2 separate regions of the Homo sapiens genome follow, and region 1 is linked to region 2. A link is a loop called in an ENCODE intact Hi-C map of the cell type or tissue named here. Cell type or tissue: Caco-2. All regions are shown on one strand. Links, peaks and the distances in the headings refer to the core of each region. The heading gives the core; the rest is flanking DNA. Region 1 overlaps ANXA10 (annexin A10). Region 2 overlaps PALLD (palladin, cytoskeletal associated protein).

Region 1 (15,446 bases), core at 5,011-7,510, 730 kb after region 2:
GTTATTTATTGCTATAAACTTCCTTCTTAGCACTGCTTTTACTGTATTACACAGGTTTTGGTATGTTGTGTTTCCATTTTCATTTGTCCAAGAAACTTTCTGATTTCCATCTTCATTTTTTTTACTGATCTGATGTTCATCTAGCAACATGTTTGATTTCCACCTATTTGTATACATTCCAAAGTTCCTCTTGTTATGGATTTTTAGTTTTATTTCATTGTAGTCTGAAAAGATGCTTGATATGACTTTGATTTTTTAAAAATTCAATGGGACTGTTTTATGGTCTAATATATAGTCCTTTCTGGAGAATGTTGCACGTGCTGATAAGAAGAATGTGTCTTCTGTAGTTGTTACAGAAAATGTTCTATAAGTGTCCGTTAGGTCTATTTAGTATAAAAAGCAGTTTACTTATTTATTTATTTTTTGAGACAGGGTCTCACTCTGTTGCCCAGGTTGGACTGCAGTGGCATTATCACAGTTCACTGCAGTCTCAACCTCCTGGGCTCAAGCAATCCTCCCACCTTAGCCTCCCAAGTAGCTGAGACTACTGGTATGAACCACCATGCCCAACCCTAAAGTGCAGTTTAAATACAATGTTTCTTTGTTAATTTTATTTCTCAATGATCTGCCTAATGCTAAAGGTGGGGTGTTGAATTCTTGCAATATTATTGTATTGGAGTTCATCTCTCTGTTTAGATCTGGTAGTATTTACTCTCTGAATCTGGATGCTCTAATGTTGGGTACATATATATTTAGAATTGTTATTTCATTTCACTGGATTGGTTCTTTTATTATTATGAAATGACTTATGTAGTCTTTTTCTTACTTTTTGACATAAAGTCTATTTTATGTACTATAAATATAGCTACTTCTGCTTGCTTTGGGTTTCTGTTTGCTTGAAATATCTTTTCCATAGTTTTATTTTCAGTCTATATGTGTCTTCATAGGTGAAGTGCATTTCTTGTAGGCAGCATATAGTTGGATCTGTTTTTAGCCTTTCAGCCAGTGTATATCTTTTAAGTGGAGAATGTAATCTGTTTTTATTCAAGGTTATTACTGATATACGAGGTTTTGTTCCTATCATATTGTTAGTTATTTACTGGTTGTTTTGTATATTCTTTGCTTCTTTTTTTTTCCTCTGTTTATTCTTGTGGTTTGGTGTTTTTCAGTGGTGGTACCATGTGACTCCTTTCTCTTCCTCATTTGTGTGTTTGCTTTACTAGTGAATTTTACACTTTCATGTGTTTTCAGGATGAGAATTTTCTTCCTTTTGGTTCCAGGTTACACTCACCCATCTTGCCTCTGGTTTCAGTCCTGGCTAGATTGTGGCATCAGTTTAGGTTATTCCCCAAATCTGATCTCAGTGAGTATTTTTTCTTTGTCACTCCTAACTTTCTGAACCTTGAGAGACAGAAGAGACCATGCTCTACTGATGGCACCAAAAAAGCATATCATAACTTCCAAAAGTCGTTGAGGCTGCTGTTAAAAGGTGAAGATAAAAACAGAGAGAAATGGCTTTTCTCACATAGCTTGGGCAAGTAGTTGGTTAAGTACTGTCACAAAAAAAGAATAGCTGCAAGTCAAACACACACACGTGCACACACACACACACACTATATATATATATATATATATATATATATATATATATTTTTTTTTTTTTTTTGAGACGGAGTCTTGCTTTGTCTCCCAGGCTGGAGTGCAGTGGTGTGATCTAGGCTCCGCCTCTCTGGTTCTCACCATTCTCCTGCCTCAGCCTCCCAAGTAGCTGGGACTATACGCGCCCACCACCGTGCCCGGCTAATTTTTTGTATTTTTAGTAGAGATGGGGTTTCACCGTGGTCTCAATCTCCTGACCTCGTGATCCACCCGCCTCAGCCTCCCAAAGTGTTGGGATTACAGGTGTGAGCCACCGCGCCTGGCCACACACAGTATTTTTACACCCAAATCTCTTATACGTCTAATCCAGGCAAGCATATATCTGGCTGCATTTTACTGGTTTATATCTTTTTTTTTTTTTGAGACAGAGTCTTGCTGTGTCGCCCAGGCTGGAGTGCAGTGGTGCGATCTCGGCTCACCACAACCTCTATCTCCTGTGTTCAAGCGATTCTTCTGCCTCAGCCTCCTGAGTAGCTGGGATTACAGGCACCTGCCACTACGCCCAGCTAATTTTTGTATTTTTAGTAGAGACAGGGTTTCACCATGTTGGTCAGGCTGGTCTCGAACTCCTGACCTAGTGATCTGCCTGCCTTGGCCTCCCAAAGTGCTGAGATTATAGGCATGAGCCACCATGCCCGGCCACATTTTGCTGGTTTACGTCTTTACTTATTTTTAAAGCCTGCTGTAGATGATCACTCTAGCTTTATTGTAATTGTATAGGAGTCTCAAAAATTCCCCAAACTAGGATGGTCACACTGCATTTTCCTTGGTCTTTCAAATCATGATAAAGACGGCCTTGAGCAGACTCTCTTGTTGTAGGTTGTTGATGGTTCACATTTAAATAAAATCTATTCCAATGCAATTTTTCTATTATTCCATCATGCACAATTTATTTAATTGCTGATTAGATAGTAGGCAAATTCAGGATAGTAGGCAAATTCAGTATCATATACTTTCATTCATAGTTTTCTTTGGCTTAGAATAATTTCAAAGATAGAAGAGAAAATATGATTGTATAGTTTTGTTAATAGTGCCATGAACAGTACAAATTTGTGAGAAAATCTCTATTTGGAAGTGTCTAGAAAGAGGAGTGCACAGTACTCCAAGTCCTCTTCATTTTAGTAGTCCTCAGCATCACCAGCACAGATGGCAAGCAGTGCTTTCTTATAATGCCCTGAAGCAAAATTCTGAAAAGAAAAATATAATATATTTGAAATAAAATATCATAATAGTTCTAAAAAGGAAGCATAATTCCTCTGGACTGCACTATGAAAGAGCCATGGACCATTAGCCTTTCTAAACTTATTTACTTTTCTCATCTAAAGGTTTAACATGCCCTAAGTACTGCTCCCAATGAAAGTTGTTGAAGAATAATGCTCTGGTTACAGTCAGTAGTATGTGGTTTACATAAAGTCGGTTGAACCTGAATGTGTATTTATAAGAACTTGCCTTAGAATTAAATATTCTCCTCAACTTTAGGAAGATGTACCCTAATGTTATTATTATTATTGTTATAAATGAATGTAGAATGTGGAGAACAAATTAATATGTCTCAAAAGATTTAAAAATATTTATAATTATTAATGTAGTAATTCTACCTCAAGAAATATATATTAAGAAAGTTATTATCAATCATTGATAAGCACAAAGTTTTGTGCTAAAAATATATACACCATAATATTATGTATAATAGTGAAAAACTGAGAAGCAATGTATAATAATGTGAGGTAGTTTGTGTACTTTATAGCTTATACAGCAGAATACCATGATTCAATAAAAATACTCTTTTACATAGCAAAACATATTATTATTTATATAGCTTTAGAAAATGACTGAAAGTACCTGTCTTAGTGTGTTCAGGCAGCTGTGACAAAAGTACCATAAACTGGGTGACTTATAAACAATAGGAATTTATTTCTAACAGCTCTAGAGGCTGGCAAGGCCAAGATCAAGCAGATGTGGTGCCTGCTGAGTGCCTGTCTCTCGTAGACAGCCTTCTTCTCATTCTAAGCTCACATGGCAGAAGGGACAAAGGTGTTCTCTTTGGCCTATTTTATAAGGACATTAATCCCATTCATGGGCTCCACGTTCATGACCTAATCACCTCACAAAGACCCCACCTCCTAGTATCATCACTTCTTTGGGGTTAGAATTTCAGCAGATACATTTTCAGGAGACACAAACATGCACACCATAGCAGAATAAAAGTTTATTAATGATTTTCTGTAGAAAATTAGGGAGGTTTTAATTTTCTTGTAATGGTCTTCTATAATTTCTATATTTTCCAAAATCAATGATAGTAGTAAATAAATATTATAAAATGTTTCTTTGTTAAGTATCAACTTTCATATTAAGGTGCTTTGGCACAAAGTCATGTAATGATAATTCAGTACTTTAAATGTACATAGCAAAGTTACATTAATTACATTTTCATATTAGCAGACTTTGAGTCGGTTGTGATTAATTATAATAAGTGCCTAAGAACTAATGTATTCATTTAGAAAATGAATTATGCCATGCATTTCTCATCACTAAAAGAGTTTAGAGTTTTGAAAGTGGCTGTAGGAGAGTTTTATCAAAGATGAAGGAATAAGATTTCTCTTAACTGCTCCATCAACTCTTCCTCTTAGAAACCATTTCAGCTCTCCAGAGGCCTACAAAGTCTTCTGTATTATGTGATCTCTTGGGCTTTAGATTGCTTCTAGATTACTCTTTCAATAAACTAAAACACTGCTTCTTGGAATTACAAATTTCAGATGAAAACAACGTGAACAAGGTAATAGCTTTTAGTTCTGCACAAAATATAAGTTCAGTTCTATTCTTATGTCCCTGTGCTTGGCTTGGTTTAATGCTCTGCTCTCCCCATCCTGAAATTCTTGAAACTTTTTTGAACACAGTGCCAAGCATTTTTATTTTCCACTAGGCTCTCAGTTAGTAAATGGTCCTATATATTCTGAGGATTCTTTGTTAGGTTGTATCAAAATGCATGAAGTTTAAAAGTATCAGAATGAAAACACTGGCTTGTTCAGTACTGAATCATTGCTCCTTTGCCCTTCAAGGGCTAAAGGGATAAGGATATGTAGAGTTGTATATAGCTAGGAACATTAAGTCCCTCCGAATTAGCAGTTTATGATATTTGACTGACTGCCCTGCCTTCTATGACAATATGAGAGGACAGCTCAACTGATTTAAGAAACCTCTTCAAAAGTAATGCAGCCTTTTGCAATATATATTTTTCCTGAGCCTGATCATACTTCAGAATTTAGCTCTTTAAGCACAATTATAGAGAATGAATATTTTGCATGACTGCATCAATGCTTCTGGGTAAAACACATCAAAGAGGAATAAGTTCTGTCGCTGAGGTAAAGGGTTCTCTTTTTTTTTTCTTTTTCTTTTTTTGAGATGGAGTCTCACTCTGTTGCCCAGGCTGGAGTGCAGTGGCGCAATCTCAGCTCACTGCAAGCTCCGCCTCCCGGGTTCAAGCGATTCTCCTGCCTCAGCCTCCCGGGTAGCTGGGACTACAGGCGTGTGCCACCACACCTGGCTAATTTTTTGTATTTTTAGTAGAGACGGGGTTTCACCGTGTTAGCCAGGTTGGTCTGGATCTCCTGACCTCGTGATCTGCCTGCCTCAGCCTCCCAAAGTGCTGGGATTACAGGCATTAGCCACCACGCCCAGCTGAGGTAAAGGGTTTTCTAAGTTAGCACCTGCCGATGTTCTAAAGACTGTGTAGAGGAAAAAAACTAGGTTATCCCTGTCTGAATAGTTAACTTTTTAGAGTCTGCCATGAAGTTATTTGAATGAGAACTTTTATCTCAGTTTCAAAAAGGAGAAAATGTGGGTCCAAATAAATCATGTGTCGGAAACTTACTCTGATATCATGAAATAGGGATTTTCCATATCGCTCTTTGTATCGTTTCCTTATGGTCAGCAGGTCTATTTCACTTCTGGCAATGAGAATCCTGATTACAGTTTTATTATGGAAACCAAAGTCCTAAAAGATACAGAAAAGTGGGAGAAATGAGAAGACAGCATCCTAAAAGTCAGTCTGTCCCAAGTGGACACACCCCTTTTCTGTAGTCATTTTCTCTTCTTCCTGAGTTCTTCCAACACTGGCATCACTGGCCACACAGGCTGTGGTTCAGATCCTGAGTCATTTCTGTCACTTCTCCCTCTCCCTTACCGCATGCTGACAGTGAATTATTCTCTTCTATTTTCTGAATGCCTTGTGCTCTCTATTCCAGTGCCACGACCTTGACTCTGACCCTTATCATTTCACCCTGATTCTGCAATAGTTGCTCCCCCTTTCTAGCCTTGTTAACCTTCACACCGTCCCACTCACACTGCATTATAAACTGCAAATCTGATCCTGTGGTCCTTCCTGGTAAGAATTCTTCCTTGGAGGGGAAGACATTCTCAGCTCTGTCAGATGGACATTGATTTGTCTAAGACAGCAGTAACATTTTAATTTTATTTTCTTGTCATCATTGATAAATTATAAAAAATTAGAATTCTAGGTGATTCAAATATTTGCCGGTTTAAATTCAAATGCAGAAAAATACAAAATCAATGTCTGTATGCTAGCCCCAGAAATACTGCACCCTAACAAATCAGTTTCAAATTGTCTTTCCAAACAGAGTAATCGTGACATCTAGTGGCCAGAAAACAGAATCTGATTTTTGAAGACAATGTTTTGAATGTATATTACTAATAAACTTTTCATAATTTGAGGTGGTTAAAATGAATGATCTAACAAGTATTCAAACTTAAAATGTAGATCGTTCACTTTAGAGTTCACTGGAGGAGAACACAGAATATATCTTTGGTTCAGGGGTGATTAAAGCAGCTTTTTGACAAACATTTGACATTTGAGGTCTTCAGGTATCAAAAATTACATTACTTGAATATACAATCCTTCTCCGTACCTACAAACCATTTGTGAATACGCATATCTTCCTATTGCCTTATAACACATACACAGCAAAAATACAGTTTTCATGTACTATTAGAATAAGTAGCCTTGAATTTGTGCATAATTGGAATCAAGGTAATTGTAGTTATTTTCCCATAATCATTCACAAGTGAAGCTTCATACTGTTGTTGTAGTGGTTGGTTCTTTGAGAAGGAAACAATTGAAATCATCCTATAGCATTTCCAAATACACTATTTCAAATAAATGTTTAACCAAATCAACTGTTTCTCCTAGAAAATAGAATAGGAGAGAAGCAAGACTGTGAGCATTGATCTTCCTTTTGTGTTCTGGGGTTATCCAGGTTCTTCCTTTGCATAAATGAGAAAATACACTGCAGAAGATATATAATAACATACTCCTGACTATTAACATATTTTCCCAGCATGCTGGCTACTTTTAAGAAGTATATCTGTTAAATTTACCTTGAGGATAAAACTGATGATTAAAATTACTGTATTATTGGATTATTTTTAATCGTTTTCTTTGAGTTTTCAAGGCTACGACATGTATATAATTATCTCTATGAGACTTTCTTTTTCTTTTCTTTTTTCTTTTTTTTTTTTTTTTTTTTCCGAGACGGTGTCTCGCTCTGTCGCCAGGCCGGAGTGCAGTGGCGCGATCTCGGCTCACGCAAGCTCCGCCTCCAGGGTTCAGGCCATTCTCCTGCCTCAGCCTCCCGAGTAGCTGGAACTACAGATGCCTGCAACCACGCCCGGCTAATTTTTTGTATTTTTAGTAGAGACGGGGTTTTACCGTGTTAGCCAGGACAGTCTAGATCTCCTGACCTCGTGATCCACCCGCCTCGGCCTCCCAAAGTGCTGGGATTACAGGCATGAGCCACTGCGCGCGGCCGAGACTTTCTTTTTTTGTTTCATGTAGATATGGATAAGGAGTGCATTATGTGATGATGCACTTAAGTGTTTGTTTTTTAAAAAAATGAACGCTCCAGGCCGGGCGCGGTGGCTCACGCCTGTAATCCCGGCACTTTGGGAGGCCGAGGCGGGCGGATCACGAAGTCAGGAAATCGAGACCATCCTGGGTAACACAGTGAAACCCCGTCTCTACTAAAAACACAAAACAAAATTAGCCGGGTGTGGTGGCGGGTACCTGTAGTCCCAGCTACTTGGGAGGCTGAGGCAGGAGAATGGCGTGAACCCGGGAGGCAGAGCTTGCAGTGAGCCGAGATCGCGCCACTGCACTCCAGCCTGGGCAGCAGAGCAAGACTCCATCTCAAAAAAAAAAAAAAAAAAAAAAAAAAAAAATTAATGCTCCAAAGTATGTGCGACTGAATAACACACTGAAGTATGAAAAACATTCCCATTTAATTACAAAAATAGATTTAGAGTTTATGGTTTTCTAGTTATCACTTTAAATACTTTTTGAAAATAGCACAATGTTCAAAAATATCCATTGACATAATTTCGTGTATTGAAACTTCACGAACGTGGCAATTGCTTGCTGAGAGTTTGTAATATTTTGACATTTTCTGCTTAATGCCATATGTTTTGTACTTGCATAAGTCTGATGTGGGGGTCTTTGGAAACATACAAAAACATTTGAATTTACCAGTTTCTGCAGATATTAAATAATCTCTAAAGTGCACAGGGAGATACACCCCAAATATGGTTCCCTAAATTTGATACAGAAAGCAGAACATTATTTTTATCTGATATGTCTTATTTTTGGTGTCTAAACCAGTTTTTCTCACTTGGGTGTATTTTCTTTGTACATACAAGTTCAAAAATGGTAATGAACATTTAAATGATGGAAGTAAAATTAATCCTTTGAGAAAACAGACACAATTTCTGGAGAAATTTTAAAAATATATGTCTTACTTACATGAATTGCACTATATAATCTATAAGCAAAATAGGCTGGTTTGTCTCGAACACAGAGAACTAGGAGAAATCAGAGAGAGAAGAAGAAACATTGAGAGTGAAAACATATATTTTCGTCAGAATTTGAGAAACAATAACACTTTTCCTGTTACAATTCTTACATTGTATTGTAAGGTCAACACTTAGAATAATGGTAACACTATAAGCCACAGGAAAAAAATATAAAGCAACAACATTATAATGAGTCATGCAGATTTTCACTTGGTCTATTTCTATCTGTTGGAACTCTTGTTAGTTCCTTCATGTAGCCTAATGAAGAAAACTTTATCATCTTCTTTTTTTTTTTTTTTTTGAGACGGAGTCTCGTTCTGTCGCCCAGGCTGGAGTCCAGTGGCGTAATCTCGGCTCACTGCAAGCTCCGCCTCCCGGGTTCACGCCATTCTCCTGCCTCAGCCTCCCGAGTAGCTGGGACTACAGGCGCCCGCCACCACGCCCGGCTAACTTTTTGTATTTTTAGTAGAGACGGGGTTTCACTGTGTTAGCCAGGATGGTCTCGATCTCCTGACCTCATGATCCGCCCGCCTCTGCCTCCCAAAGTGAAAACTTTATCATCTTTATCTGAATATTAAATTAATAGAGCTTCAAAGAGACCTAGGTTATTAACACTATTATAGATTATTATTATTATTGTAGGATTGAATTTGATATAGCTCCCATGTAATCTGTTCATCTATTTGAATGCTATTTTTAGTAACTTATAGATTTGTGAGTAGACCTGAAATCTCTTAAGGGGAAACTATGGACCACAACTGGTCTAGACTAGTTCTAGAAGTTATCTAATAAAAACTGCTAAGGTGGTAGGACAGCCTAGAGCCTGGTCAACAGTTACCTTGCTGGAAGTCAGTTGATGATCATAAACATTCAGTAGTGTTTATTTGAAGAGGTTAACAAATTAATACATGAATAGGTAATGTATGAGAGGCTATAATTTCTAGCCAGAATGAAATAATCATAACAGTATTTCCCTGGTAGTTTAAGTAATTATTTTAGATTGTGAGATTATACCCTCATCTTTTCTTTCATTTTTAATACACGAAATCTTCATAATCACTCTTGAGTCACTACTCCTTAAAAGCTCCTTGAAGGCAGTGAACTTTTGCTGTTTTTGTTGTTTCATTGTTCTATCTGCAGTGCCTAAGTCAGTGTCTAGAACAGTAGGTGCTGAATAAATGTCTGCTGAGTGAATAAATCAGTTGAAATGTTTTCTGCCATTTCTAATGTCCACCACTTCCTCTCTTATGCCCACTGCTTTGTGGCAGGGGTCTATAGTGGAAAGAAAGCTATCTTGAGATTCGGATATTATGAATTTTAGTCATAACTTTGCTGCTAATCAGCTGATAGGCTTGGAGGCAGTTACTTAGTTTCCTTAGGCATTGTTTATAAAATGAAGGATTTTGATGTAATATATGGTTATTAAATTTTGTAGAGAATTTTCTGGAATAAATGTAACATTTTCAGAAAAAATACACAGTTATTAATAGTCATCTATTGCATACTATTTTAGGGGTTTCATCAAACTGTTTTCATGGAAGCCTAGCTTGAGACTTCTTTACTAGATAAGCTACAAAAATTCCTTTATCTGTCAGCTCTCACGCCCGTGTATGCCTCTGCCATTCAAGGATGGAAAATCACAATATTCATTTATTCAACTAGTATCTAAGTGATTACTTGACTACGCCTTCGATGGAGATATTTCATAATGATCCCCTTTGGTCGTCCCTGAAATGTGTGCTGTCAATTCACCAGCACAGTACAAGACAAAGGTAGTTCTATTGCACAGGTAGTTCTATTGCAGTTTTTCTGGATAACTCGCCCCGTTTTGTCCTCTATGGAGGGATATCATTTCTTACTTAGGAAGGAGCAAGAGGTGTGCCACTATCACAATAGCCTGAGGAAAATCACTACTTGGTAAATCTCTTTTATGGTAGGATTTACTCCTAAACCAAAATTTATTAGTAATGGTCACTAAAATATCCTTTTCCTCCTAAAGAGAAGAAAACCATACTGTTAAGTATTTATCGGCTCTTGGACAAGGGAATGGAAGTCAGTAAAGATAAAATGGATTGAACAGTGTGAGAAGCCAATTCAAAGAGAAAATATCTGAGAATGATGTGTTTTCTGGTATGAAAGTTGAACTAGCTGTTAGGGAAGGGTATCAGTTCATTAAAGTTATCAGGTTGCCAGTTTAGTGCATTTTATCAGTAGCTGATGTACTCTTCCCCTATGGAGTTAATGTCCTTTTAAAAAATTAAATTCAAGGGAAAATGACTCGATCAAGAGCTTACTCATGCATCTTTAGTTCAATCAGAGCCACTCAGCATTTATAGAGAAATAAAATGTCTGTTGTGCTTCAAATAATTTATTACTTACCAATTGCAACCAGCAGCTCCTGAAAGTATCCATCATAACATTCATTAATGGCATCTACCATATCTTGCCCAGAAATATTTTGAAATTCCTGGAAAACTTTAACAAATTGATGTAATTCAAAGGAGATTTTGAAAATATTATAATACAAATATTAGATTGTTACACATAGTAAAAATCCATATTTTCCATAAAATAATTAAAAGTACTACTGTTATCAATTCTGTTTGCTATAAATACCATTGAAACAAATACAAATACTCTTAGTAGAGTCAGCATAAATCTTGAACTTCAAAGACCTGTTATTATTCTCTTCTCCTGGGGAACAAATGCCACCTCCAGTGGGACCCACTAACTCACTGCTGATTTAAATTGAGAGGAAGCACACAACAAGCCATTATTTATGGACCAGTTATTTAGGACATATATAATAGGCTTATGTCAGCAGCAAACTTCCTACTAGAGCTTAAATATGAGAATTAAGTGTAAAAGTCCTCTCTGTGATGATTAAAATAGCAAAGTATCTATAAAGAATATTCTGAGAAATATGAAATCAACTTTTTGGGTGTAGACTAGGGTTTACTAATTTAGAATTGTGTTAAATTAAGATTCTTTATTTCACGAACTTAGTTATCTGACTACCCCAGGCAACTTTAGTTCTCATCCATTCTTACTGAAAATTAGAAGCAAGAAGATGTCTTTTCATTATTATTATTATGATTATCATTAAGACAGGTAATGTCTCTTATTGACTTGTAAAGTCTAGATGTGGGATTGGGGTAGGGTAGGCCATCTGTTGAAAATTTTCAGCCATTTGCGTACTTTATATAGAAAAAAACAAAATTTTTTTTAATAAAAGAAAAAGACACTGTAGTTTAGGGAATGTCAAACAAAGGGCAAACTAACATGAGTGCACCCTCTAAGACCAATAAGATTCCGTCGATATTGCAGAAATCATGACATCAATACTAATGGCCTTGATGCAGTATTGACTGGTTAAACTATATTTACTATGCATTTTGCAAGACAACATATAATATACCTAATAGGAAACAGCTAATATATTTGAATAAGTACTCCATCAAATACAGAGATTATTTTTAAAATGCTCAGTTTTTGAAAGTTATTGGAAAAAATATTAAGGAAATATTTATTCCTTAGTAATGTCATTAAATAAGGCACATCTTATAAACAAAATTCAAAATAAGTACCTTTGAGATAACTGACTTTCCGCTATTTCCTTGTAATATTTCATTTTTGTTTCTAGTTAACCACCTTCTTTTTGTTATATAATTGGTCAAGTAGCTGGAACGAAACCCAGTTAATAATTACCCAGCCGCAGCTGCTGGTAGCTCTTGTTGCACAGGATCATTTGCAGCATGGTTTTGTGCTCCCCCGTCTTCTGCTGACAGGCTTCCCATAGGACCTGGAACATTAGCCAGCAGAGAAGTAGCATCAGAACCACTCCAGCCCATTTTAACCCAGGTTCTTTGCAGTCAGTCTGAGAACTGGTTCTAGTTACCATTGCATCCTGAGCAGCCATCGCAGGGTCTGTATATCCTTCCTCTCTGGTCCCCTGTAAAGTAAGCACAGGTTTTCCATGTAAATGTTCTTAGTCAGCAACTCATATTGGATTAGTGAGACTGAAATCCTTGAAAAACATTCTGATTGTTCCTAAGGAACTTCTTTTATTATCTGGAGTAAGTGTTCATTTCCTGATTTCATGAATACTTTAGAAGATAGTGTATAAGGTTTTGTCTTAAAATGTGCATTATTTTATTTTACCTTTTCTTTGCAGCACTGGTAATGTTTGAAAGACATTTAGGCATTTTTCAGTTTTCCAAGTCTCTGTGCAGTATCTTCTCCCTTATCAAACTGAGTATCCACTGCCTGACCATGGCAGTGGGTGTTAGAAATGAGTGTTAACATTGTTAGAGCAAAAATGCAGAGAAAGTCCATCTCTGACTTGCACAATAGGATTTATACAACAACAAAATAGTAATGAAGCTCAGACTTTGTGCAGTGAGAATATTTTGTAAATCTGTTTAACTCTCACTCCATTATCATTTAGAGAACAGACATGGTCCAGTTGATCATTTCAAACAGGAGGGAAGGGGCGCTAACCAATGCAGGGTCCATTGATTCCTGAGGGTTATGAGGGCCAGTGGGGAGAAGGAGGTAGGGAGGCATGTTATCAGTCTAATTAACTGTTTCTTTTGGGTCAAGATATGGAGGGGAGGCTTTCTCCTTGCTCCAACTATGTTAAGAGAACACTGAAAGTACAGTAGCTTCTGCTTCTACCATTTTTCTTTTTTTGAGACAGGGCCTTGCTCCATTCCACAGGTTAGAATGCAGTGGCATGATCATAGTTCACTGTAACCTTGACCTCCTGGACTCAAGCAATCCTCCTGCCTCAGCCTCCCGAGTAGCTTGGACTGCAGGCGTGTGCCACTATGCGTGGCTAATTTTTTTTTTTTCTCAAAAAGAGGATCTCGCCATGTTGACAAGGCTGGTCTTGAACTCCTGGCCTCAAGTGATTCTTCCGTCTCAGCCTCTCAAAATGTTGGGGTTACAGGCATGAGCCACTGTGCCTAGTCCTGTCATCTTTTAGGATACTGGGAATAGCCACAGTGCAGTGAATCCAGTGAGACAGCAAGAGGGCACAGAGAGGTCTTAAACACAACTTCCTTGAATAAACCTCAGTCCCTAAATAGTATGAATGGGATCCCAAATTTCTTACCGGTTCCTGATGGAGGAACTTGCAATCTAGCTGAGAACCTGTGGGGAAGCTTGCCAGATTGAGTTGTTTATGACCATGGCAGGGACAGTGTTCCAGCAGCCAAGGGCTACAGGATAGACCACATTGATTTGAACTATGTGGGAGACACAGCTAGACCTTTGGGGGAGTCTTCAGCTCCCGTGAGAGTAAAGGTGAGGCTAAATCATCATGAAAGGTTTCTCTGACCAAACTGGTCAGTTTGGCTCTGACCTAAGTAAGACAGAGAAAAGATCATAAATTAAATCAGTGGCTTATCTTGGCAGCTAACACTGATAAATGCCCATATGCTGGTCATTGACACCTCATATATTCAATGTCCAGAATTGCCAAGAATTGCTATTCCATAGTCAAGATCAGCCAAAATGCAGGCAATATCTTGATCTAAGGACACAGTGGTGACCTTCCTGTTGCCAAGGTAGTTCATTAACCACACACACACACATCTCTCTACCAATTGCCTTCTTGGAAAGAAAGGAGGAGGATGGCCAGAAATCTGAGAGTCAAATACTTAACCCAATAAAAGTATGATGACATTGAACGTGCACCCACATTCACTATTCAAAGTATCACACAGATGAAATTTGCCATTTTAGATTAAATATTAGGGCTGTTTTTCTTGATAACAAAAAGCTAGAGGCATATGAGAAAGTGCAATTTATTCACAAAGAAATAAGTAAGCTACCATTTTTGCATAAATGTGTAGCCCTGGAACATTTAATGTTTAATCATAACTCAAAAGTTGTATGTCCCCTAAAGGTGAACAACTGATGGGAAATAGGCATGAGTTTGTCAGTCACATTTCTTCTTGCTCAATTTCCTTTGCTTAAAATACCAAGAGACTAAGACTGCACATATGCAATTCTTATTTTGAAATCTGTGTATTAAAATAAAGGAGTGAATAATGTTATTGAGTGGTAGGACTATGGGTGTTATCTTCAAATCATGGAAATGTTGAGGTGCAGGTACCTTAGGAGTCCCACCTCATATTTTGGAGATAAAAATTAGAGATATTAAGTGAATTGCCCAAGGTCTGATTGTTAGAGAAGAATGTGTATGAAATATCAGTGGCATTTCTGACTCTGAGGTCTGGTTACCATACTCTTCCCTTAGCCTAAATAACTTATTTTTACACAATATGTTCTGGCTCCCTTTCAAATTCTCTCTTATGATTTTAATTAATACCAAGAAACAAATAATTGGAAGCAATTAATATGCTATATCTTCTGTGACTACATGCCATTTATTTAATAACATACATTTGTGGTAATTCTTAGTCTTCATCTTATTGAATCGATCAGTAGGATTTGGTATAATCGACACTCTCTTCTTCTTGCTATACTTTCATCACTTGGCTTCCAGGATCCTGCAATCTATTTCATTTTATTGGTTACTCCTCAGTCTTGTGAACTGGTTTCTCTTCTTTTCGATCTCTTAATTTTGGAAGGTCCAAGTAGTCAGTCTTTGATCATCTTTTTGTCTGTATTTACATTTCTTCTCTTGATAATGTTATCTACTCATGTGGCTTTAAATTCCATCTATATTGTAATGATACCCATTTGTCTTACCCATTTATTTATTTACATCTCTAGCAAAGATCTGTCATCTGAACTTCAGATATGTATATTCCAATTGCCAATTCAGCATCTCCACTTGATTTTCTAATATACATATCAGGTTTAGCATGTTGAAAATTCAATGCCTCGACTCCCTCCACCTCAAACTCTTTCTATAGTCTCAGTCTTCCACACTGCACTTCATCCTTTCTGTTGCT
Region 2 (15,446 bases), core at 3,796-6,295:
TCTTAAGGATGGTATAAAAACCTTTCCATAAATGTGTTTTCCTTTTAGGCTTCTCAAAGCATAAGACTTCATGTAACAGCACTTTTACAGAATTTACCTACACAATAATCAGTGAAAAAGCAAATCTGAGTGTAGTTTGACAATGACTATGAGGGTAGATGACAGTGTTGTTTTAAAAACCAGGTGTGTGTGTGTGTGTGTGTGTGTGTGTGTGTGTGTGTGTGTATATATATATATATATAAATATAAAACTTTATATATAAGCAAATTCTTTGGTTCTTGGAGTCCATGCTGCTGTTACTATTTCTCTATGTAACACTAGGGGCCACTATACACACAGGAGGTCGAATGACCCAAAAGAGCTAATAAAATCTTTTTCTCTCTTTGCCAGGTTAGTGGGAGAAATGAAAGATTTCTGTTTCTGTTTTGCTAGGCCTTATAACCATGTCCTCATTGGCTATTTTGATGATACAATCTATTTTTTCAATACTTTATTTTCCGTATTGGTTAGTAATGTAGAATTAGTTTACATTTGTAAGTCTGATGTTCATTCTGTCAGAGAGCAAGGATTCACAGATGAGCCTACCAGCAACCACAAGCTCCAGGCTGAATGAGTTCTGTCCTGCTCGGTTGGTAGCTATACATGTGTAGATGCCGGCATCACGTGACGTGACTGGCTCTATGATCAGAGAGTGCACCCCGTTCTCACGCACCAGCATCTTGTGAGCACTGTCAGGGCGTACGGGCTTTCCATCTAGTTGCCAGCTTAGATCTGGGGTTGGTAACCCACTGACCTAAATCATAAAAGAAATACATGTAAATTTTTGTATTAAAACAGAGTGAAATCACTGGTAGCTAAGAAGTCTGCATAAATTCCTCCTTCAGTAGTACAAGAGGTGGCTTTTTTTTTTTTTTTTTTTTGGACAGAGTTTCACTCTTATTGCCCAGGCTGGAGTGCAGTGGCACAATCTCAGCTCACTGCAACCTCTGCCTCCCGGGTTCAAGCGATTCTCCTGTCTCAGCCTCCTGAGTAGCTGGGATTACAGATGCCTGCCACTATGCCAGCCTAATTTTTAGTATTTTCAGTAGAGATAGGGTTTCACTATGTTGGCCGGGCTGGTCTTGAACTCCTGACCTCAGGTGATCCGCCTGCCTCAGCCTCCCAAAGTGCTGGGATTACAAGCATGAGCCATTGCACCGGGCCAAGAGATGGCTTTTAGTATCAGCTCATGTTACTCTTTTGCTTAAAACTTTTGCTTTAAACTTTGGCTTCCTGAGCACTCACCAGCTTACATCTAAACAATTCTTACAGAGCAACCTAGAGAAGACCGAGATGGGATTTAAAAAATTGCTGTCATGGTCTTACCTTGCCCAGGGCTATGGAGATTAATGGGATGATATCAGCACCAGGCTCTGGGCTTCTTTGAAAAAAGATGTCCAACAATAATAACAAATACTCAGCTGGCATTTATATATAGTACTGTAAAGCTTCTCATCAAGGAGCAGCCATAGTTATGGAGAATGCATTCGTCAGCACACAGGGCTGCTATTATTATTTTATAATCCTTGAAACTGAATAACAAGAGCAATACGAAATTACCCAGAAAGCCATCTCAACAAATTACCATCACAATGGAAACATCATAAAATCTTGAGACCTTGACAGTTGTGTGGACCAGAGATCAGATAAAAGCATTTAATTGCTAATAACATGTTGTGCCGCAAAGGGTCAGGATGGTCGCCATCTGCCAGCTTTTTAGTTTTGCCCTTGATTTTGAATGGAAGAAATGCACTGTTAAGGAAGGCCTTTTTACCCCCTACCCCCAACTTTACTAGTACGAAGTTATATACAAAAAGATGTCACTTAGACTGTAAAACAGTTCTTTTGAAGAACTAGCTTTGCCAGCATCAGCCAGAGGACTCACAAATTCCATTCCTGCTACGTGATACTCAACTGATATTACCTGCAAGATGCCTCCCACCACACATGTAGCAAAGGGCTACAGCATTTAAAGTAAACTTAAATGACTGGTTAAAAGGATGAAGAGGTTTTGGAAACAAACAGCAGTAGTTAGGCAGCTTGGCTTCTGAGACACTCAGGCTCTGTGTTCTCCTATCTATCCACTTGCTGTCCCCAGCTCTCCATGTACACTGCCTGACCTGTTTGGAGGTCATCAGAAGTGGTGTGGAGGAAGAGGGAGTGGACATCTTTGGTCAGGCTCCTTGTTGTTCCCACATCTAGAAACAAAGCGGCACTGCTTGTTCCTACTTTACCAGGTTAGATCCTAGATAAGCCATCTACTGACTGAAGCCACAGTATGTTTAGTAGGAGAGATGCCCAAAGCACGCGTACTCTCAAACCACGTGATTCACAGTGAACCTACCCAGTGGATAGTTACTCATGCTAGGGCAAAGAGAATGCCCCTTGTACCTTTTTTCTAACCCCAGTTCTCCTGGCTAAGTAAAGACAGCATGATCTCAGGAGCTGAAGGTCACCACCAGCAGGTCACAATGTAACTAGATCTGTACTCTCAGCACACATGAAAATAGTGATGCTTGTTGCTATGGGAGTGGAATTAGTTATTTTCCTGAAAATTTAGTACCAGTTAAGGATAATCAGTGTCTAGGAATGTTCCTCAGGGGCTAAAAGGGGAGGGGGCTTTTTGGAGGAAAAGCAAGCTGCTGCTTTAGTGTTTGGCTTATCGTCAGGATTTTTTCCCCTTTCAAAGCTTAAATACACTAACTTTTTTTTTTTCCTGATCTATCTGTACATGTGGCAAGGTTTTTCACTTTTTTTTTTTTTTTAAGACAGTCTTGCTCCTTGCCCAGGCTGGAGTGCAGTGGGCACAATCTCAGCTTACTGCAACCTCCGCCTCCCGGGTTCAAGCAATTCTCTTGCCTCAGCCTCCTGAGTAGCTGGGATTACAGGCGCCTGCCACCATGCCTGGCTGATTTTTTTGTATTTTAGTAGAGACGGGGTTTCACCATGTTGGCCAGGCTGGTCTCGGATTCCTGACCTCAGGTGATCCACCTGCCTCGGCCTCCCAAAGTTTTAGGATTACAGGCGTGACCCACGTGCCTGGCCGATTTTTCACATTTTCTTTATCCAGGTCAGATCATCATAGTGAAATCAATAGGCAGTTTACTTTTTGTTTCCAATATTCTTTTAATGGCAGGCGTTTTAAGGACAGTTATGTGCCAGTCCAGTGAAAGACAGTACTGTTATTTCTTTCTTAAATATGATTAAAAATAGAGATAACCAGTATGGTAAGTGTGTATATACCCATCATTTAGTCACTCTCTTATTTTTTATATTTAAAAATAAATTCCAGATTTTATATACCATTACCCCCATATAGCTCAGTATGCATTTCTAAAAACAAGACTTTTCCATAATCACAATTCCATTTTACACGTAAAATTAATAATTCTTTGGTATAATCTAATTATCTATTTAAAATAAAATTTCCCTGGTTAACTCAAAACGTTATTTTACAAGTGGTCTGTATGAATTTTTTTAAGTGTTTTTTAATTGATAAAAATTGTATGTAATTCTGCACATTATTTTGAAATATGTATGTGTTGTGGAATACCTAAACTGAGCTGATTAACATATGTATGACTTCATTTTTTTTTGTAGTAAGAACACTTAAAACCTACTCTTAGCAATTTTCAAGTATATAGTACATCGTTATTAACTATAGTCACCATGTTGTACAACAGATCTCTTGAACTTATTCTTCCTGTCTGAAATTTTATATGCTTTGACTAACATTTCCCCAACTTTCCCTCTCCCCGTCTAGCCCGTGGTAATCACCATTCTATTCTCTACTATGAGTTCAACTTTTTTATATTGCACATATAAGTAAGATCCTGTAGTATTTATCTTTCTGTGCCTGGCCTATTTCACTTAACATTATGTCCTCCAGGTTCATCCATGTTGTCACAATGACAGGATTATAATTTTCCACTGTGTGTGTATGTATGTATATATATATATATCTCATATTTTCTTTATTCATTCATCTGTTGACACTTAGGCTGATCCCGTATCCTGGCTATTATGAATAGTGCTGCAATGAACATGGGAATGCAGATATTGCTACTGATTTCATTTTCTTTTCTTTTTTTTTTTTTGTGGGGGAGACGGGGAGTCTTGTTCTGTTGCCCAGGTTGGAATGCAGTGATGCAACCTCTGCCTCCCAGGTTCAAGTGATTCCCCTGCCTCAGCCCCCTGAGTAGCTGGGACTACAGATGCATGCCACCACACCTGGCTAATTTTAGCATTTTTAGTAGAGATGGGGTTTCACCATGTTGGTCAGGCTGGTCTCAAACTCCTGACCTCGTGATCCGCCCGCCTCAGCCTCCCAAAGTGCTGGGATTACAGGCGTGTGCCACTGTGCCCAGCCTCTGATTTCATTTTCCTCGGATATATAAGCACTAGTAGAATTAACTGGATCATATGGTAGCTGTACTGTATAATTCTTAATTATAGACCAAAAATGAATACACACTCATATATATATAAAATATATACAGACTGAAACACAATTTGTGTATTTATACTGTAAAAAATAAATAATGATCCTAAGAAATAAAATATTTTTGTTATATTTATTCTTTTTATACATTTCTATAATCCCAGATTTACTTTCTGAAGAAACAATGCCCAAATCCTCTAAGCAGCCTATATTTGTGTTCTCATATTCCATACAGAACCAGCAGAGGGAGCCCAAATAACTTTTTAAAACCTTATCCATATTTAAGAGTTAAACTAAATTTAAGATCAGTAAACAGGGGGCAAAAAAGAAATCAAACAAAAAATTTTAGAGCAGTGTTTCTTAAATATTTTTTCCCTAAACTCCTTTGAGAAATGGATGAACGTTATCTTACACACATAATTTTGTAGGTAATTTCAGAGTTCAAACACCTAATGAAGCCTGCCTACCCAAGGACCTTGGGTTAAAAAGCCTTGCTGTAGGCCGGGTGTGGTGGCTCATGCCTGTAATCCCAGCACTTTGGAAGGCCGAGGAGGGCGGATCACGAGGTCAGGAGTTTGAGACCAGCCTGGCCAATATGGTGAAACCCCGTCTGTACTAAAGATACAAAAAATTAACTGGGCGTGGTGGTGCGTGCCTGTACTTCCAGCTACTCAGGAGGCAGAGGCAGGAGAATCACTTGAACCTGGGAGGTGGAAGCTGCAGTGAGCTGAGATCACACCACTGCACTCCAGCCTGGGCAACAGAGGGAGACTCCGTCTCAAAAAAAAAAAAAAAAACCCCAAAAAAACAAAAAGCCCTGCTGCAAAACAGATGAAAGAAAGATGTCCCTCTAACTTATCTTAGAATTAGAAAATGGGGGCGGGGCACTGTGGCTCACACCTGTAATCCCAGCACTTTGGGAGGCTGAGGTGGGCGGATCATGAAGTCAGGAGTTTGAGACCAGCCTGACCAACATGGTGAAACCCCATCTCTACTAAAAATACAAAAATTAGCTGGGCCTGGTGGCACATGCCTGTAATCGCAGCTACTCAGGAGGCTGAGGCAGGAGACCCAGGAGGCAGAGGTTGCAGCGAGCCGAGATTGCACCACTGCACTCCAGCCTGGTGACAGAGTGAGACTCTGTCTCAAAAAAAAAAAAAAAGAATTAGAAAATGGGAGGAATAAAAGTCAGAGTAGATATATGGATACAAAATTTGTATGAAAAAAGAATGAAGACATGGTAGATTTATCATATTTATTATTTCAACATTTAAAGGGATAAATAAAACCTCCTGATGACTTTCTAGAGTAATGTCATGTAGGGTTCTGAGTAAAGAACATATTTAATTTAGATTTAAAGAATCATAGTAAACAATATATAAATATCCGACGTATTTCACTTTTTCCCCCCCTTAAGCTAGAATCATTTCATTTTTTGAGACAGGGTCTTGCTCTGTCACCCAGGCTGGAATTCAGTGGCTCGATCATAGCTCACATAGCTTCAGCTCCTAGGCTCAAGCAGTCCTTCCAACTCAGCCTCCCAAGTAGATGGGACTATAGGCACACGCCACCACGCCTGGCTAACTTTTGTATTTTTGGTAGAGATGGGTTTCTCCATATTACCCAGGCTGGTCTTGAACTCCTGGGATCAAGCGATCTGCCCGGCTTTGGACTCTAAAGTGCTGGGATTATAGGTGTGAGCCACTGTGCCCAGCTCTCATTTTATACTTTATGTAATTTCCCCAAAAGGAACTATAGAGAAATGGCAAGTGAGGGAGAAGTGGGGCAATAGGATATGCAAGCAATAACAAAATCTTACTTTGCAGTCCATTCTGCAGAGTTTTCCTTCTTGAACAGTCAGATCTCCAGGAGCCTGCAAGAAGTGAGGTCTGAAGAATCGCTCCTGAATTGGTTCATTTTCGTCTCCACTGTCCCTTGATCTAGAACGAGGCCTTGAAACAAGAAAGATGACAGATAGATAGAAATATAGATAGTAGTTACTTCCAGACTTTTAGTCATCTGTTTTCTTAAAATACATGGGGTAATAATATGATTTCCTTATCTGATCCCTACAGCTAAGATTTACACATTAAAAAATCAGAAAAGCAAACTCTTGTTTAGTTTGGAAGTTTACTATAAATTTAATTGTCTGCCAATTGCAGGCTACTATAAATCATAAAAGGGGAAATGGAAAAAAATGGGGTATTACATATTAACATATTTTTCCTAAATATTTTTAAATATTTATGAAAAGTAGCATTATTGCTCATTTATTACCAAATCTTTTTCAACAGAAGTTACTAGAACTTTACACTGTGATTTTTAAATTTGTAGGAAATTAAAAGTTCTGATAAAAATTCAATATATTTTTAATTAAAATTCCTTTTCATATTAAGCAGGAAAACAAATTACATTTTTAGGCAAGTTTTCTTTTGCATTAGTTATCCATATGCCTAGAGGCATTATTTTTTGCTTTAAAAAATGAGATTGTACAAATCTCCCAGATTCTGTGCATCTCTGTCACTTTTAAAGGTTGCCAGAGAAACCTTTAAGAGGAATACAGTTGAAAGTAATCGCAGGGAAGACTTAAAAGATGTTGAATACAAATTCTGTCAGTAGTGACTAGAAGATAAGTTTAAAAACACTTAACTAGGAAAAGCAAGAGTGGAACAAATGAAAGAAGCATACTAGGCTAATAATTATTAGCTTTTTAATATAGTTTACCCTTCTCTAAGTATAGATCTAATTTATGGGAAAAAAAGCTTTCCAGGACCCACTGATATAAGGAAAGGCTTAAAAATGTGTTGCAGACAACAAGAGAAGCAAAGAGAATAATGCAAGACAATGGACCTAATCCTGTATATGCTATGTTTATACCCAAAGATACAGGCTAGCATCCTGTGAATAGGTATTGCCATGATGAAGTTAGAATTAAATCTACACATGCTCTGGTGCCAGAACTGTCTTCCAAATGTTGAACAAAAGTCTGTGTGGATGCAGTCACACACCACTTGTTTGATGTTTACTCAGTTTTCCTGCCTACTCTCTGTGAGCTAACTATGTATTCTCTTCACTAAAGGAGTTTGCACCTATGGCCTGTAATTTAGACTCAGGACTATTTGAGGATATTCTGTCTATAAAATATCTAAACAGGCCAAGTTGACAGGATGGTTGACTTACTGAATTTTTTTTAAGTGCAAATGTGTTACTAAGAAGTAATAATCCTTTCTCTATCTCTGCCTACCATTGTTCCATCAGTGTCCTTGCATAGACTCAGAACTACTAGGAATGGAAAGCATCTCTATTGCTAGCAGATATCTGAGTATTTAAAATGTGACAGATCTTACCTACAAGATTTGTAGTCTAATGGTCTTATGTTTTGAACTAAGTGGCTGAAAAATGAACATTAACAAATGAGCTGATTTTAAGAAACCCAGTGGTAATAGCTTTTAATGTGTGCGTCCACTCACACAGCTGTTGGTTACAGAAGTTTGGTTTCCAACATTTGTGTACCATTTAGTAGTATTTTCATATGCCATTTAAAAGTGCTGAGTCTTGATTTATTTGTCTATAAAATATGTCTTATTTAACAAACTAATAGTATATGTGAATGGGCTTAGCACACATTAGCGAATGTTTGTTCCCATTCCCTTTCTGCATCACAAGGGAGCATAATAATCAAGGAGCCACAGGCTTCAGGTTTGCATTCCTATTCTATCTTCCAGTTATGTTTACTTTTGTGGTCATATGATGATTCTAATAGTACTACATTTATAGTAATAAATAAAATAATGTAACACTTCTGGGAAGGAACATGTTAAATACCTTCTGACATGAGGATGGCCTGAGGGAGACCGGGGACTTCGACCTCTTTGGTTGACAGCCTGTACCATTAGCCGTCCAGTACAACTGATGCGGCCCTGTAGAAATATCAGGAAATAAATGATTTGCTATTTAAAACTATTAACCACTAAGCACTATCATGCCTACTGTCCTATTCTCTATAAGACATTATTTCATAAAAAATTCAGTATGCCATTTGAGTAATGACTAACCCTTTTCAGAAAAACACTTTCCCTGTGAGTTAAGTGCCTCAGTAAAACTATTTTTACTTGAAGAACTTGAAGGTGACAAGGTCTTTTTTTGGAACTCTTAAATAAGCTTTACTGTTTTATCTAGGATGGTATTTAAAATGACAACCCTTGATTAATTGTAACCTGCAAAGGTCTCCGTAACACATGATGTTGAATTGTAAAATATAGCAGGAGGACATCAGTCTCTTGTGAAGATTCCATTTTCATGGTCATCTACCAGCTGTAGCCAATTCTGAAATCAAACCTAGATGATTTCAGTTTTCTCTTTTTAGTAATATACTAATTATAGTAATATACTAATTAAATGTTAGTGGCTGGCCGGGCACGATGGCTCATGCCTGTAATGCCAGCACTTTGGGAGGCTGACGCAGGTGGATCACGAGGTCAGGAGTTCGAGCCCAGCCTGGCCAATATGGTGAAACCCCGTCTCTACTAAAAAAATACAAAAATTAGCCGGGCGTGGTGGCATGCACCTATAGTCCCAGCTACTTGGGAGGCTGAGGCAGAAGAATCTATTGAACCCGGGAGGCGGAGGTTGCAGTGAGCTGAGATGGTGCCACTGCACTCCAGCCTGGGTGACAGAGCAAGACTCTGTCTCAAAAAAAAAAAAAAAAAAGTTAGTGGCATCCCTTCCCCAAACCATACATTAAAATGAGCATGATAAAATGAGTGTTATGTAAGAAGTATGCGTGGGATGATAAGGAGAGCTTCATGACTAAATGAAGCCATGTTCTCATGAAATGAACATATTTGAGATTTAAAAACTAGAAGCAGTTAAATACCTAAAATATGTGGGTCATATGATAAGGGCCTATGTAATTAAAAAAACCTATATTTTGTTCTCTTAAATTTGTCAATTGAAATTTTGACGGGGTGGTGGGGTCGGGGAGATAGCCAGAAGTTGGTTAATGGATACAAAATTACAGCTACATAGGAGGAAAAAGTTTTAGTGTTTCACAGCACTGTAGGATAACAATAATTTATTGTGTATTTTCATATAGCTGGAAGAGTGGATTTTGAGTATTTCCAACACAAATGATAAGTGAGGTGACAGATATGCTAATTACCATGATTTGAACATTATACGTTGTATACATGCTTTGAAATATCACACTGTACCTCATAAATATGTATAATCATTGTGTCAACTAAAAATAATAAAAGCAAAAAAAGAGTTTGATAAACGCTGTCATATGTGAACAGACAAGTAATACTCAGGGCACCCAGATGACATGGATAAGCCACACATTGTTACTTTGGTTTTTGTTTCAGCCCTTTCTCTTAATTTGTTTTTTTCACTGTTACCAGCAGAGTAGCAAAAAAGATGATTTTTCTCCTTCACTCTCTCAGAAGAATGAGAAGATGTGCTTCTAAATTGTGATGACTGCCAAAGGTAACAGCAAGAGAGGAAAAACAAGAAGCAGATGTACCATCAATGATTAGACTTAGTGAGTTCTAGCTCAGAGTTGATGAGAAGCCCTCATGCACTTACACTCAGAATAAAATTCTCCCATTGGCTGTCATTTTTATTGCAAGCTGCCTATAGAGACAGGTAACAGAAGCTGCAGTGTTCTGTGTGTTTTGAAGAACTGCTTTCCAACTGTGAGTAGACTGGAGTGGGGGTCAGGGTGAGGGCACTAGTGGAGGGAATGCAGAGAAAAATCCCATAGCAAGATTCACTGAAGGGCAGGACTCTAACTGGGGGGGTTCTCTAGGTCTCCTAAAACCTGGACTTCTTTAGGGCTATAACCACCCAGAAAAGGCAAAGACACATAGGAATGTAATACAGACAGGAGAAGAATGAGGAATTACCAAAGAGAGGTCATCACAAAGAAACAAACATAACTAGTTTTATACCACTACATATGTGACTCCGTCTGGCATTCACGGTGTTTGCTATTGAGGTCATAGTTAAAACACTGTGTTTCCTGAAAATTTCCAAGGAGACATGAAGTCTAACATTATGAAGGAGAATTATTTCTAGCTCAGATTAACTGTACCTGAAGCACAGGCCACTTGATACAGATTCTTATGCTAAACTCTTGGCAAACATTTGGGATTCCCTAAACTAGCCTGAAATCTAAAAATTAATTTCATCCAAGTTCTCCAGATCTGTACTTGCTGTAGAAAATCTAGATGTAACTTGCTTAGAAGACCTCCATCATGAACTATCCAACTGATGCATCATACAAGATAACACATGAACACTTAAAATTAATGATTCTTTTTGGAGGTTGAGGACAAGGAAGTGTGTGTATTGTTTTACACAAATAGCTTCCAATTGTCCTGATGTGGGATATGGCTTCCTTATTATGTGCTTTGCGGCTTCCATGATGAAATGCTTATAATTTGGATATATCCTTCCTTGTGATATGAAGCTCAGAAGATCCATGGTAAGTTAAAATGAACTAATCATTTATGCGGTTAGAAAAAGATATAATGTAAGTTAAATTCAGACTTAAACTTGAATTTGGAAAAGGAGGTATGGGTTGTTACAAACAGTCAAACAAACACACCTCACTAACCTGGATTTGAGTGCTGACTTTTCCTAAAACTTTGAGCAAATCACTGAATTTGTTCAAGCCTTTGTTTCTTTTTCTGTACAAATAGGGATGCTACATATATCTCTCACAAGGATGTTTTAAGGGTTAAATGATGTAACCTAAATGCTCTCATAAATATCAAATGGTATGTGACATCATAAATTATCATTATTAAATTCCTCATAGCTGGTACTGTGTTATCATGGGTCTGAGACATTATGCATGGACATGCATCAAGATGGTTTTTAGGAGCCCCAGCAGCTTGGCGGACCCCAGCAAGAATTTCCATGTGAATATACTTTACATGAGGTATATGCTTACCTCCTTCTAAAATTCTTTCATATTTAACCACTATCTCCCCTGCCACTTAGTGCTCTTAATCCTGGAATGAGCCTTAAATACCTTCGTATTGCATTCAGTAGCTCTGGAATCAGTCTAAGTTTGTAAACCAGTTCTGCTGTCCCTTACAGGTGAGTGACTTTAGGCAGGTAACTTAATCTTTCTAAGTTTCCTTCTCTGTAAAACAAGGCCATATAGTTAATACCTAATGGGTTCTTATGAAGATTAAAGGCATTAATACTTGTAAAGCACCGGGCAGCATTGTGTTTTGCATGAAGCCAATGCTCAAAATGTTAAATTATTGTAGCACTCACTATGGATATAATTATAATAACCAGTTTTGAGGCATCCTTTAGAATTGTTTATGTAATGGAATTTTATTTTTCTTGGTATTAGAATGTAATTTACTCCAAAGGAAAAACAAAATACCTTTGGCACAGGAGGCAGACTATGTGGGAAGCAGATTAACCTTTTTAACTTCTGCTGGTGCTTGAAAGGTGCTAAGCACAATCATACTGAAATGTACTTGTTAGTGTGATGGCTGCATTTGATGTGGAGGAGGAAAAATATGCCCTATTCAGCTCTAAACAGATCCTTGATATGCTTAGCCTGCCTCTTCCTCCCCTCTCAAAAAAAAAAAAAAAAAAAAAGTAAACAGGTTGGCATACTACTCTGGAAAGGTCACACATTTCTACACTGTTTTCAGGGTTTTTGCTGCTACTGCTTAGAACCATATATACAAATATTGCCACAGAATATTTCCTTAACTTCCCAAATTTAAGAAAAAGGAATAGTTATCATTTGTAATCTCTCTATTCTGATACCAACCTGCACTTCTGAACATGAAAGGGGAAGGTGTGGTCTTCAGGAGGCAGAATTATTAGTTTGATTTATACAGTGTTATTGGCTAAATATATTACTAACCAATACATAACCAGGAGCATTTAGAGAGCATCCAAACTAAGAAGTTGTATAATTTTGTCATTTTTGTTTGGGGGAAAAAACCCCCAGAGTTCAGTGAAGCTTTTTTGAAAAGATGCCTTCCATGTGCATAATAGAAAATTCAGGTTTTTAAGTCTGAACATACTATTTTTGACAAAGGTCATATAGAATTAGCAATAAGTGATTTTAATAATAATATGCCTATTAACCCTGGTAATCATAGTTAGTAGGCTCTGATGCACATTAATGCTGCTGCATTTGCTTTTATTAATTTTCTCATTTCTATCTGCTTTACTATGAACATAAGAATAATGGAAGGGAATGTTTAGAGTGAAGCTTGAAATGAGCCAGGAAACCTTATAATGCTAAAACAAAACACAAGCAACAAACTAACATTTTATATTTAACTCAGTTGTGTGTTACTTTTCCATTCCAAACAAATCCACAGAGTTTAAAGCTTATATTACAAATAAGTTTGAATTCTAAAAGTGATTCTGTATTAAACATCCAGCTTGTAAAGATTATTTCATACCTTGTGCAAGGCCAATTATTTATGTAATATGGAAATAACATTTATATTTCATAGTTTATGAAATTTAACTTGTGGCACACAGGTCTTCATAAAAGCTTGCCACTTGTATACATAATGCAGTTTGAGGAAACATCAGACTGCAAAATAGCCATTCCAAAATCCAAGTGCAATACAAAGTAACTTAGCAACACAACAAAACAAAGTAAAACATTCGTGTTTAGATGTCGTTGTTCTTAAAGATAGGATTAGAGTCTAAAATAAACTGTATTTGTGATCCTCATTTTGGCATTCTCTTTGGTGTAACTGCACAGTCACTCATTATTTTGCTAAACTATGTGATTGCTTTGGTCTCTTATGAATTGCTTGAGCTACACACATCGAGTGTGATACACAGCCCAGTATATGTTTAGAGCTGTGTGTTCTATCCCAAGTAGAATTTGGATGCAGTCAACAATATCTAATGTTTTTCTTATTCCCAAAAGATTAACCCAGGTGGAAAAATATCATATTCTATAAAATATTCTGCTGAACTTTAATATTTTCCTCCCTCCTTGGTTCTCACCCTTCTCTTGGCTGCTTTCTGTAATTATTTTCCACTGCTCAGGAGAGCTCTACCGTCTGTGTTTCATTACTGAACTAATTTTTCCACTCTAGTCTTCCTCTTTTCCTTGGTTATTTCATTTCATCTGGGCTACAGTGTACTAGAAAACATACATGTATTCTCCCTTTCAAACCCAAATACTTTTTTTTCTAAACTCAAATAACTTTAAAATTTCAAAATTTAAGGTAACTAAAGGGCATTAAGGAAGTAAGGAGTCAACTTCAGTTTTCTGTCAACTACACTTTATGCTTTTGGGATTACTATATCTTGAAAGATTTAGCTATTTTGAATTTTTTTTTCACCACCTTTTATGACATGACTATTTAAACTCATGTCTTAATTCATAAATTATAAGAAAAAAGTTTTAATATACGGTAATAGATGTTGTAAAGCTGAGATTCTAAGAGCATTAAACATTTCCAGAATGGCATCCTTACAGCAACAAATGGTAACTTATGCCAAGAGTTAGGTAGAAAAATGGTGTGTCACTGGTCATGGTTTAAATGCCACTTTGTTTTGCTAATGGATAGTGAAGTTCACTCCAATTTTTAAGTGATGACTCACAGAACTTATATCTGCCATATTTGGACATACCAGTTACTGAAGCCCCCAAGACAGAAAAGAAGGGGTTTTACTCTTGGAATTAAAATCAACTAGGCAACATGCTCAGAAACTTGGAACAAATACTACTACTGCTAAGTGGCATAAATATCAAAATTCTCTCACAGCAATTTCAGTGGGATATATACATTTACACACTGAGGCCTAGACTTCATGAGTTTCCCTTCCTTTTGCCTGTCTTGGGTTATTTAGGTAAAGAAGACTCTTAGCCCTACCCCTTAAGATGCTGGGAGTGTCAACTGATCTTTGGAGTTGGTTGGAATACTATAATAGGTAGTGTTAGAAACTGGTCTGTTTACTGTGATGCTCTGGGTTCTTTGAATCTTTTTTTTTTCTCCTTTTGATAGACCCAGAGTAGTTATTTTACCCTTGGCTGAAATCACAGGTTGGATAGGATATTCTATTAGGAGGGCTGTTCTTGGTCCACTTCTCATTGCTTTGTCTTCTCTCCAAAGGGTAGAGCAAAGAACCAGAGAGGGTTAACCATGGGGCTCAGCCTGGGATTTGCAAAGCAGAGAATTCTGGGGCCTGGAATAAGGGCAGTAACCACTCTCTTTTGGGGCTTCTCTTGGCCCTGAGGGTGCTGAGAGTAGAGAGCAGCTTCCCAGCTTCATGTGTGGCTGATGTCAGCTGTGCTATGGGTGTGGCCGTCCTCTAGCTCACAGCTCCTCCACCCAAGCCCACAGCTGTGGCAGTTGTGGCACAGCCACATCTGCTGCCTAAGTCCTTTCCCATGGAGGTGATAAAATGGAAAAGCCAGGAGGTCAGAAGACCACACAGCAACAACATACTGGGTAGAAATTCCATCCCAAATTGACTTGCTTACTTTCTGACAGTACTGTGGGAACGGAGTACCTAGACACAGAACTGATCCTTTACATCTGGTTCCACAGGCTTCTGTTGTAGGCCTGTTGCTTTAAGATGGGGTAGTTACTGTCTCTGAATTAAAATAATGACAGTAACTAGCATTTATTGAAAGCATAGTATGTGCCAGGTAAACTGAATGCTTTTTACATGTACTATTTAAATCTGTATTATTATTATTATTATTATCATCCTCATTTTACGAGGGAGGAAACAGGCACAGAGAAGTTAAGTGACTTGCTAAGGTCACACAGGTAGTGAGTGGCAGAGCTAGAATTCCAGCTGAGATTGCCTGATGCCAAAGTTCATGCTCATAACCCCTGTACTGCATGGCCTGCCGGCCTCATCCTAGGTTTTTTCAGTATCATCGGTGTTGCCCTACAATCTTGGTATTTGTAGTAACATTTCTTTTTTATTTCCTTCCTTTCC

The links. A loop is a pair of places that touch in the nucleus more often than their neighbours do. Peaks named below come from ENCODE experiments on the same cell type or tissue, not always from the same donor. Only the 100,000 strongest peaks of a DNase experiment are listed, where the experiment ranks them.
Region 1: a loop joins it to region 2, with 34 times the contacts of the local background. A loop is called at or near these places in 29 of 110 quality-filtered maps.

What each region holds. Positions count from the first base shown.
Region 1 is chr4:168,174,766-168,190,211 of GRCh38, reverse strand. It overlaps ANXA10 (annexin A10), which reads right to left. Exons shown (of 12, transcript NM_007193.5): 7 at 12,419-12,472; 8 at 12,229-12,322; 9 at 10,900-10,995; 10 at 8,471-8,529; 11 at 5,531-5,653; 12 at 2,476-2,846. The coding sequence ends at 2,778. All of the region lies in intron 2 of LOC105377524 (a long non-coding RNA gene), which reads left to right. Among named protein-coding and RNA genes, the nearest start is that of ANXA10, 90 kb to the right of the region's middle. In Caco-2, for the core only: CTCF peaks have their summits at 5,717, 6,121 and 6,324 (motif pointing left); no DNase peak of the experiment used is centred there.
Region 2 is chr4:168,906,882-168,922,327 of GRCh38, reverse strand. PALLD (palladin, cytoskeletal associated protein) reads right to left here. Exons shown (of 22, transcript NM_001166108.2): 16 at 8,307-8,401; 17 at 6,301-6,433; 18 at 587-794. It also overlaps a transcript of CBR4 not described here. Among named protein-coding and RNA genes, the nearest start is that of CBR4, 96 kb to the left of the region's middle. In Caco-2, for the core only: a CTCF peak has its summit at 4,770 (motif pointing right); no DNase peak of the experiment used is centred there.